2 separate regions of the Homo sapiens genome follow, and region 1 is linked to region 2. The links are chromatin loops, found by intact Hi-C in ENCODE. Cell type or tissue: sigmoid colon. All regions are shown on one strand. Region 1 overlaps ROR2 (receptor tyrosine kinase like orphan receptor 2). Region 2 overlaps ROR2 (receptor tyrosine kinase like orphan receptor 2).

What was found. A loop is a pair of places that touch in the nucleus more often than their neighbours do. Peaks named below come from ENCODE experiments on the same cell type or tissue, not always from the same donor. Only the 100,000 strongest peaks of a DNase experiment are listed, where the experiment ranks them.
Region 1: a loop joins it to region 2, with 2.3 times the contacts of the local background. A loop is called at or near these places in 11 of 110 quality-filtered maps.

Annotation. Positions count from the first base shown.
Region 1 is chr9:91,779,619-91,783,618 of GRCh38, reverse strand. The region is part of intron 1 of ROR2 (receptor tyrosine kinase like orphan receptor 2); the gene reads left to right. Among named protein-coding and RNA genes, the nearest start is that of MIR3910-2, 150 kb to the right of the region's middle. RefSeq lists an enhancer at 975-1,474. In sigmoid colon, no CTCF peak of the experiment used is centred here; a DNase peak (open chromatin) is centred at 2,298.
Region 2 is chr9:91,871,342-91,875,341 of GRCh38, reverse strand. All of the region lies in intron 1 of ROR2 (receptor tyrosine kinase like orphan receptor 2), which reads left to right. Among named protein-coding and RNA genes, the nearest start is that of ROR2, 77 kb to the left of the region's middle. In sigmoid colon, no CTCF peak of the experiment used is centred here; a DNase peak (open chromatin) is centred at 1,621; H3K27ac peaks cover 278 bases.

The DNA of each region.
Region 1 (4,000 bases), 92 kb after region 2:
GCGGGGCTGCAGCTGCAGCTGAAACCCTGGAGGGGTGAAGTGGGAGGACTGCCGGTCTCAGCAGATGGCTGTGAGGGTTGGAGGTGGCTTCCATATAAGTGAGAGTTGGCCTCAGAAGGGAGGGGTTTGGGGCACTAGAGTCACTAACAAGTTGGCAGTTCCTGGGCATGCGAGCAGTCCCAGCACACCTGTACTTAGCCCAGAGAGCCTATCCATCCCTTCTCAGCGAGGCACTCACTGTGAGGCTGAGCCTTGCCATTGTGTGTGTCATTCTCAAGTCAGCACTAAGTTTTGAAGACAAATAATGCTTTCCCTTATGGGTTGAATTGTGTCCCTGAAAATAGAAACACAGGAGTCCTAGTCCTCTGTGTCTCAGAATGTGCCCTTATTTGGAGATCGGGTTTTTACACAGGTAATTAAGGTAAAAGGAGGTCATCAGGGCTCTCATCCTATGGGACTGGTGACCTGTAGGAAGAGAGATTTGGACGGAAAGACGGTGTGCATGGAGGGACAATGAGGAGATGGAAGGAGAAGCCATGGTCTGCCAGCAAGGAGTGACCTGCAGCAGATCCTCTCTCCCAGCCGCAGAAGGAACCTGCCCTACTGACACCTTGATCCTGGCCTTCCAGCCTCCTGAACTGAGACAAGGCGTTTCCATTGTTTAGGCTGCCCCATCTGTGCGGCTTTGTTGTGGCTGCCTTAGGAAACCAACACAGAAGCTGCCTTAAAAAGAATCACTGCTACTTCCTGTGATCATAGCAGACATTTACCCCTGTTTGATTCCAAGACTCTGAAGCAAATTCTGGCTACCAGAGAATCTTCTGCTTTTGAACCCCCTCTGGGTTAGCCTCTGGCTACATGGCCTGGGACCTGGATTCCTGGTTGATGGAGGTGGAGCCTGCTCCAGACCTGGCCTTAACTTAAAGCAAGCTTGTCTAACCCGTGGCACATGCAGCCCAGGACGGCTTTGAATGCAGCCCAACACAACTTCTTTCTTAAAACATTATGAGGGTTTTTTTTTTTTTTTTTTTTTTGCTATCAGCTATCGTTAGTGTTAGTATATTTTACGTGTGGCCCAAGACAATTATTCTTCTTCCAGTGTGGCCCAGGGAAGCCAAAAGATTGGACACCCCTGAAAAGCCTTAAGCAAATGGAAGACATCTGCTTTTGCTGCCAAAGGATAATGCAGTTTCTTTTCTAATCAGGGTGTTTTTTTTTTCTTTTTTACATCCCTCCCTTTAATTAAAAACTTTCCAGAGATTCAAGGTGACAAAGTAACCTTTTGTATGCATGGGAGTAACTAATATTCAAGAGCTACTTCCTTGAAACTAGATGAAAAGATACAATAAACCTGGAGCCTTTACTTAGCATTTCTGTTTGCTCCTTTTCTGCTGGTTTTGGTGCAGAAACAAGCAGCCACTTAAGAGAAAGCAAGCCTCAGCTCCCTGTCACAGGGAGGGGACCTCACCTTCTCACTGTATCTGGTGGGGGTGGAGGTGCGGCATTTGGCCTCCCAGCCCGGCCAGGCTCACCGCTGCCAGGGCTGTGGATGCTGGGAAGAGAGAAGGTCTGTGAAAGGCCTCAATTCAGCTGCCTGAGTGGCCTCTCTCCCCCTTCACCTAAATATTCCTTTGGCCCCTGACAGTGGGCTTTTGTTGGGGGCTCTGGGGGCTGTCAGAGACAGAAAGTAGAAAGAGCTTTATGAAGGCAATATTGAAGGGAGTTGGGCTGGTACATTGACTCACTTGGAGGTTTAATACGTTTGCTTTAGAAGTGGAATCACAGCAAAGTTCAAATTGGTGAAACGGTTACTCCATTTTCAAGTTGATGAGTTTTAACTCCCTATTTCCAAAGTAGAGTTAAGCCAGCCCTTGAAGGAATATAAGAACAGAGGCTAGTATTTACTCAACTCAAAGTTAGAAATAATGAAAATAAAAAATTACAGACTGTTAAGACCACTACCAATTAGGTACTGGCAGCCCACCTGGAATGCTGTTTGGTTTTCTAGCTGCAATTGAAACACAGGGTGCAGTGTCTTAGTAAGAGCATTCCCCGAAACAGTCTCAAGGCTCTTTGCTATTGACATACTTCTCCTGACCCAGGTCCCAGACTAATAATGGCCTTACCCTTTCGGGACTTTATACGCTGCTCCTTCCCAATTTTTAACTTTTCTTCCTTAACTGTTGCCTTTCTAGCATCATGGGTGTTTTCGATCTGACGTGTTGCCGAGCTGAGTAGTTGTTGTGGAACACATGAGTGACATTTGCACGTGCAAGTGGGACAGTGGGTGCACAGAGCTTGCTCGCAGCGTAGCTCATTGTGAAATCTGTCCTTGCCATTCATTCAGGGGGTGTCTGGTTTGCAGCACCGTCACTTTCTCAGGCTGTGCTTTTTCCCTGCCGTGACTTCTGTTCTTAAACACATCCTGCAAATTATACCTTCACATGAGGACAACCAAATCCAAGAATGCCAAGCTCTGGTGAATAAAATACCCTTACTAATTAAAAAGAGGCTGCTTTGAAGTTGTCTGAACATCCTGAAGACTGCATCTAATTGCATCACAGTAAGCATACCGATTCAGATCAACAGGTGAAGAGATGAATGGATGAACAGTCTGAATAACAAAGCATGTTTAAAAGAAACGCAAATCAAAACCAGAATAGCACCATGGACTCAAATCCAAGGGCATAGGTGAAACTTCATTAATAAATGCTTGCTTAATGGTGTGACTGCTGTTAATGAGAGAATGATTGTGATACTAGAGGTAGAGCCTTGGAATCAGAACAGACGTGCTTGCTACTTTGCAGATATAAATTTATCTTTTTTTTGAGATGGAGTCTTGCTCTGTCACCCAGGCTGGAGTGCAATGGCACCATCTTGTCTCACTGCAACCTCCACCTCCCAGATTCAAGTGATTCTCCTGCCTCAGCCTCCCAAGTAGCTGGGATTACAGGCACCTGCCACCACGCCTGGCTAATTTTTGTATTTTTAGTACAGATGGGATTTCACCACGTTGGCCAGGCTGGTCTCAAACTCCTGACCTCAGGTGATCCACCCGAGGCCTCGACCTCCCAAAGTGCTGGGATTACAGGCATGAGCCACCACGCCAGCCCAATTAATCTTATCTTGTTGATGCCATAAATCAAGATGTCACATCAGAGGTCTGTGTTGAAAGAAGGTTTTCAGAAGAGTTTTGTTTGATGGTTATATAATTTCTTTCTTTCTTTCTTTCATTTTTTTTTTAGACGGAGTCTTGCTCTGTCGCCTAGGCTGGAGTAGTGTGGCGTGATCTCGGCTCACTGCAAGCTCCGCCTCCCAGCTTCACGCCATTCTCCTGCCTCAGCCTCCCGAGTAGCTGGGACTACAGGCTCCTGCCACCATGCCCGGCTAATTTTTTGTATTTTTAGTAGAGACGGGGTTTCACTGTGTTAGCCAGGATGGTCTCGTGATCCACCCGCCTTGGCCTCCCAAAGTGATGGGATTACAGGCGTGAGCCACTGTGCCTGGCCTGGTTATATAATTTCTAATTCTTCAGAATCTGCACCTCCAGCTATTGCAGGCCTGATGTGACTCTCTTAACAGCAACCGGGCATCATCCCTATCAACAGTGAACCCTTTCACTTTGGCCATTCTGTAGACACCAATTGGTTCAGCCTGGAATATACAAGACATTCATAAAGTGCTTCCAAGAATATGCTACAAATTCCTGCTTAAGAGCTGATGTCTCCATGCCAATGACAATTCCTGTAGGACTCAGCTGAAAAATCCAACATTTTCCAAAATGTTTTAATTTCTAAATATTTGCCAGCATGCTGTATAAATCATTGAATAACATATTAAATCCAGTGAATCTGTGTCAGATTCTGTTCATAGGGTTAGGGTGCATACTTGGCTTTGAGGCCATTTACCAGGGATTGCATCATTAAGAATGTAAAGTATTGGCCAGGCACGGTGGCACGGTGGCTCATGCCTGTAATCCTAGCACTTTGGGAGGCTGAGG
Region 2 (4,000 bases):
TGGAATCAGAGAAATACTGGCATTTCTACAATACTCCCTATTACCAGATGTTTGTTACTTTTGATTTAGTCAAATTCTTGTTCATTTAAACAATTCTTCTTCACAAAAATGTGAAAGCACTTGCAGGATATCTCTAGGCATTTCATTTACGGAATTACATGTTGAAGTTAGAGTAGAAGTCTGCTCACTCTCTGATCCTGGGACCGTTAATTGGTTGGCATAACTCAAAATGTCTTCTAAAGTTGGAGAAAATGTAATAAAATGATCCACCCATATGTTAAACATTCTGTTCCATTTAGATCATGTAAGTGTCCGTTAATTTACCAATTTTTTGAGGTAGGCCAAGGCTTTTTGGTGAGAATCAGCTGATAGAGGAGTTCTCAGTTGTCTTTCCTTTTTTTTTTTTTTGAGACGGAGTTTCGCTCTTGTTGCCCAGGCTGGAGTGCAATGGCGATCTCAGCTCACTGCAACCTCCACCTCTGGGGTTCAAGTGATTCTCCTGCCTCAGCCTCCCGAGTAGCTGGGATTACAGGCATTCGCCACCATGCCTGGCTAATTTTGTATTTTTAGTGGAGACAGGGTTTGTCCATGTTGGTCAGGCTCGTCTCAAACTCGGGACCTCAGGTGATCCACCCACCTCGGCCTTTCTGTGCTGGGATTGCAGGTGTGAGCCACCACGCCCGGCCCAGTTGTCTTTCTTGCTTATAGTACAGAGTTTTCAGTTTTGGTTTCTTTAGAAGTCATATGACAACGGGAAGAAATCTGTGAAGCAGGCTGAGGTCAGATGTTTACAGTATTTTCCTAGTCATTTTCTGTTTTATCGCCTAGGCTTCTTTCGAACACGGATTTTTTTTCATTGTATGGAGGCTTTTCAAAGCCAACTTAGTTTTTCTAGATAAAACTTTTAATGTTTATAGTTCATCAATTAAATACTTAATTACATAATTTAATGAGTAGAATAAGTGCAGCTGGCCTAAGCAGGTTTGTGAGCAGCTGTGGTTGAGTCCTGGGACACGTGTGCCACTTTCACGAGGCAGAAATGAGGAGCGAGTGTGCAGAGCCTCCTGAACCGGTGCAGGTGGCCAAGTGGCCGCCACAGAGCACCTTTTACTGGGGTAATCCTGCTCTGAAGCAGATTGGGTTTCATGTCAGTGGAGTGAAAATGAAGGGTCTTTTCTCTTCCCCTAAGTGGGGTGATTCCTTGAGGCCCTGTCTGGGAGGGAGGCTTCGTCAGCCCCCTTCCAGGTGGATGCGATCACTTTCTCATGCCCTGACTTGATTTTCTATGGGCAGAGACCAAATTACAGGCTGTAAGTGTTCATCAGAGCAAAAGAAGCCCAACTCCCCCAACCAATTCAATAGGACCCCAGACAGAAAGCCTTTAATCTGCTCTCTTAGTGCCCTCCTTTTAAAATTTATCTCTGAGGAGAAGCGAAAGTTAATTTGTCAAAGGTAATTTACAGCCTGAATATTCAGGGGAGGAAAAGGTTCCCCTGAAGGCATCTCTTGATGGAAGAATCTGGATGTAGAACACGGCTTCGGACTCTGAGATTCAGCTGCTCGGCGCTGGATAAATTACAGTGCTGTCAACACAGCTATATATATTGCTGGGCTGGGTACAGTGTGTTCCAGTGGAGGTGGTGTGTACATCTGCCGTGGCTCAAATGCACTTCAGATGTCTGTGGGATTGCAACAAAGAAGGCCCTGTGACACTTTTTGTTCCCATTGGTGGCTTTTTCTTTTCTTTCTTTTTTGAGATGGATTCTTGCTTTGTCACCTTGGCTGGAGTGCAGTGGCACGATCTTGGCTCACTGCAACCTCCGCCTCCCGGGTTCAAGCAATTCTCCTGTCTCAGCCTAACGAGTAGCTGGGAATGTAGGCGCCCACCATATGCCTGGCTAATTTTTCTATTTTTAGTACAGATGGGGTTTTTACCCTGTTGGCCAGGCTGATGTCGAACTCCTGACCTCAGGTGATCCACCCGCCTCAGCCTCCCAAAGTGCTGGTGCTGGGATTACAGGCGTGAGCCACCATGCCCAGCCCCACTGGTGGCTTTTTAATGCTCTTGCTAGAGAGAGCTTCCAGTAGTAGTCTAGTGGGACATGGGCCCGATGCACACAGGCAGTGGTAGTGGTAGATGAGTCGATGTACAGTTTTATGTTAAGTTCAAGAATGACAGGGGAGGGTGAAAACCAATGTTGACACTGTGTATCCGGAAAAGCAAGCCGGACCCACAGGACCAGAGACTGTTGATGGAGCAAGCCTTATCCAATATCTGTTGGAATCGAAAGTATGATGATGACAAAAATGTTGACATTAAATAGTCATGTCTCCAAGAAGTTTAAGAATTTCAGAGAAACTGTACTTAGGTTCTTTTACAGAGTTAAAAATGTTTGAGTCATGCCATGGTCGAGGGGACACTTGGCCTGTGGACCTGCATGGGCCTGGTTCCTGGTTCCATAGATTGATGCAAAACACACCAGGGTGCCTTTACTTTTCCCCAGTGTGTAAGGGACCACAGCATCCAGGTCCCTCTCCATCCCCCAGAGGATGTTGGTACTTCGGCCATGAGCCATGCCTTCCTCATTTCTACTGAAGAGCTGCTAAGGGAGTTCTTACTCTGCATATTTCTGTATTTCCAGCCCAGCCTCTGTAATATAATAAAACGCACGCCCTGTGTTTCAGCAGTCGACAGTGCTGCTTCATAAGCAATGTGTAGTATAAGGAACACTTAATAAAATGGCCTATAAACACACCAGCCCCAAGGTAGGACTTGGGAAATACTAGGGTGAAAGAAGAGGTAACTTACTAGTAGCCTCATAAAAATCTGTACAGGAAAAAAATAGAACAAATTCTGGCTGTGTGGTGTAAACACTGCCTGATTCCTCGTCAAGGTTTGGCAGTAAAGTGAGGAATAGTCATTGGATGTATTGGAAATCTTGGGGTTCATGGACATTTGTCAGGCTTCCCTTGGGTGGTGGTGCATCATTCACAGTTAAAACGACGAGATGCACCCCAGGACGAACGGTGCCAGCCTGAGAGTGTAACTCCGAGTGTGTTTACATGAGTGGCCACAATCTGAAAACTTTCCTTTTGACATAAACTCAGGTTATATCATACCAAGAGTGAGGAGTCTCTTTTATGCTGTTTTCCAGGAAAAGGGAGAAAAAACAAATGAGGGTGAATAAGTAATGTAAATTTTTTTATTATAATTATTTGTGGAGAAAATGAAATTCCTCCACAGATCTGTTTTTGTTATCTGTTGCTGTGTAACAAAACACTACTGCACAATTTAGAGGCTTAAATGGATAATGTGTTGTTACAGCACACAGTTCTGTGGGTTGACAGGGTCTTTCCTGGGGTCTCTTGCGTGGCTGTCGTCAGATGCTGGCTGCGGTAAGATGCTGGTGGGGGCTGCAGTCATCTGAAGGCTCAACTGGGCCAGACATGAAGATGGCGCACTGACATGGCTGGTTGGTGGTGCTGTTGGGTGCTGGGGGGGTCTCTCGACCCAAGAACCCATACGTGGCCTCTCCAGGTGGCTTGGCCTTCTCACAGCATGGTGGCTGGGTTCCAAAAAGGACTCTCTCAAGAGGGAGTGTGTTAAGGGCAGAAAGTGGAATTTGGCCACTTACAGGCTTCATTCAGAACCAGCACTCAAGGCCACTTTCTTTGCATTCTGGGGGTCAAAGCAATCACAGGGCCCACTCTGATTCAGGAGAGTGGGGAAACAGACTCCAGCTCTTGTTGGGGGAGTGTCGGGGACACCATATGGAGAGCATGTGAGATGGAAGATATTGTTGTAGCCTTCTTTGGAAAATACAACCTGTCGCAAGAATTTAAAATGGAAATTGAATATACCATCCCTTTGTCACAGGCATATGTATGTTTGTATTATTATAGGACATGAACACATTCTTCCACTGTAGGGTGATTAATTAATTAATTCAGCCAACTTTTATCTAGCACATGCTGTGTGATATATCATGCCAATCCATGG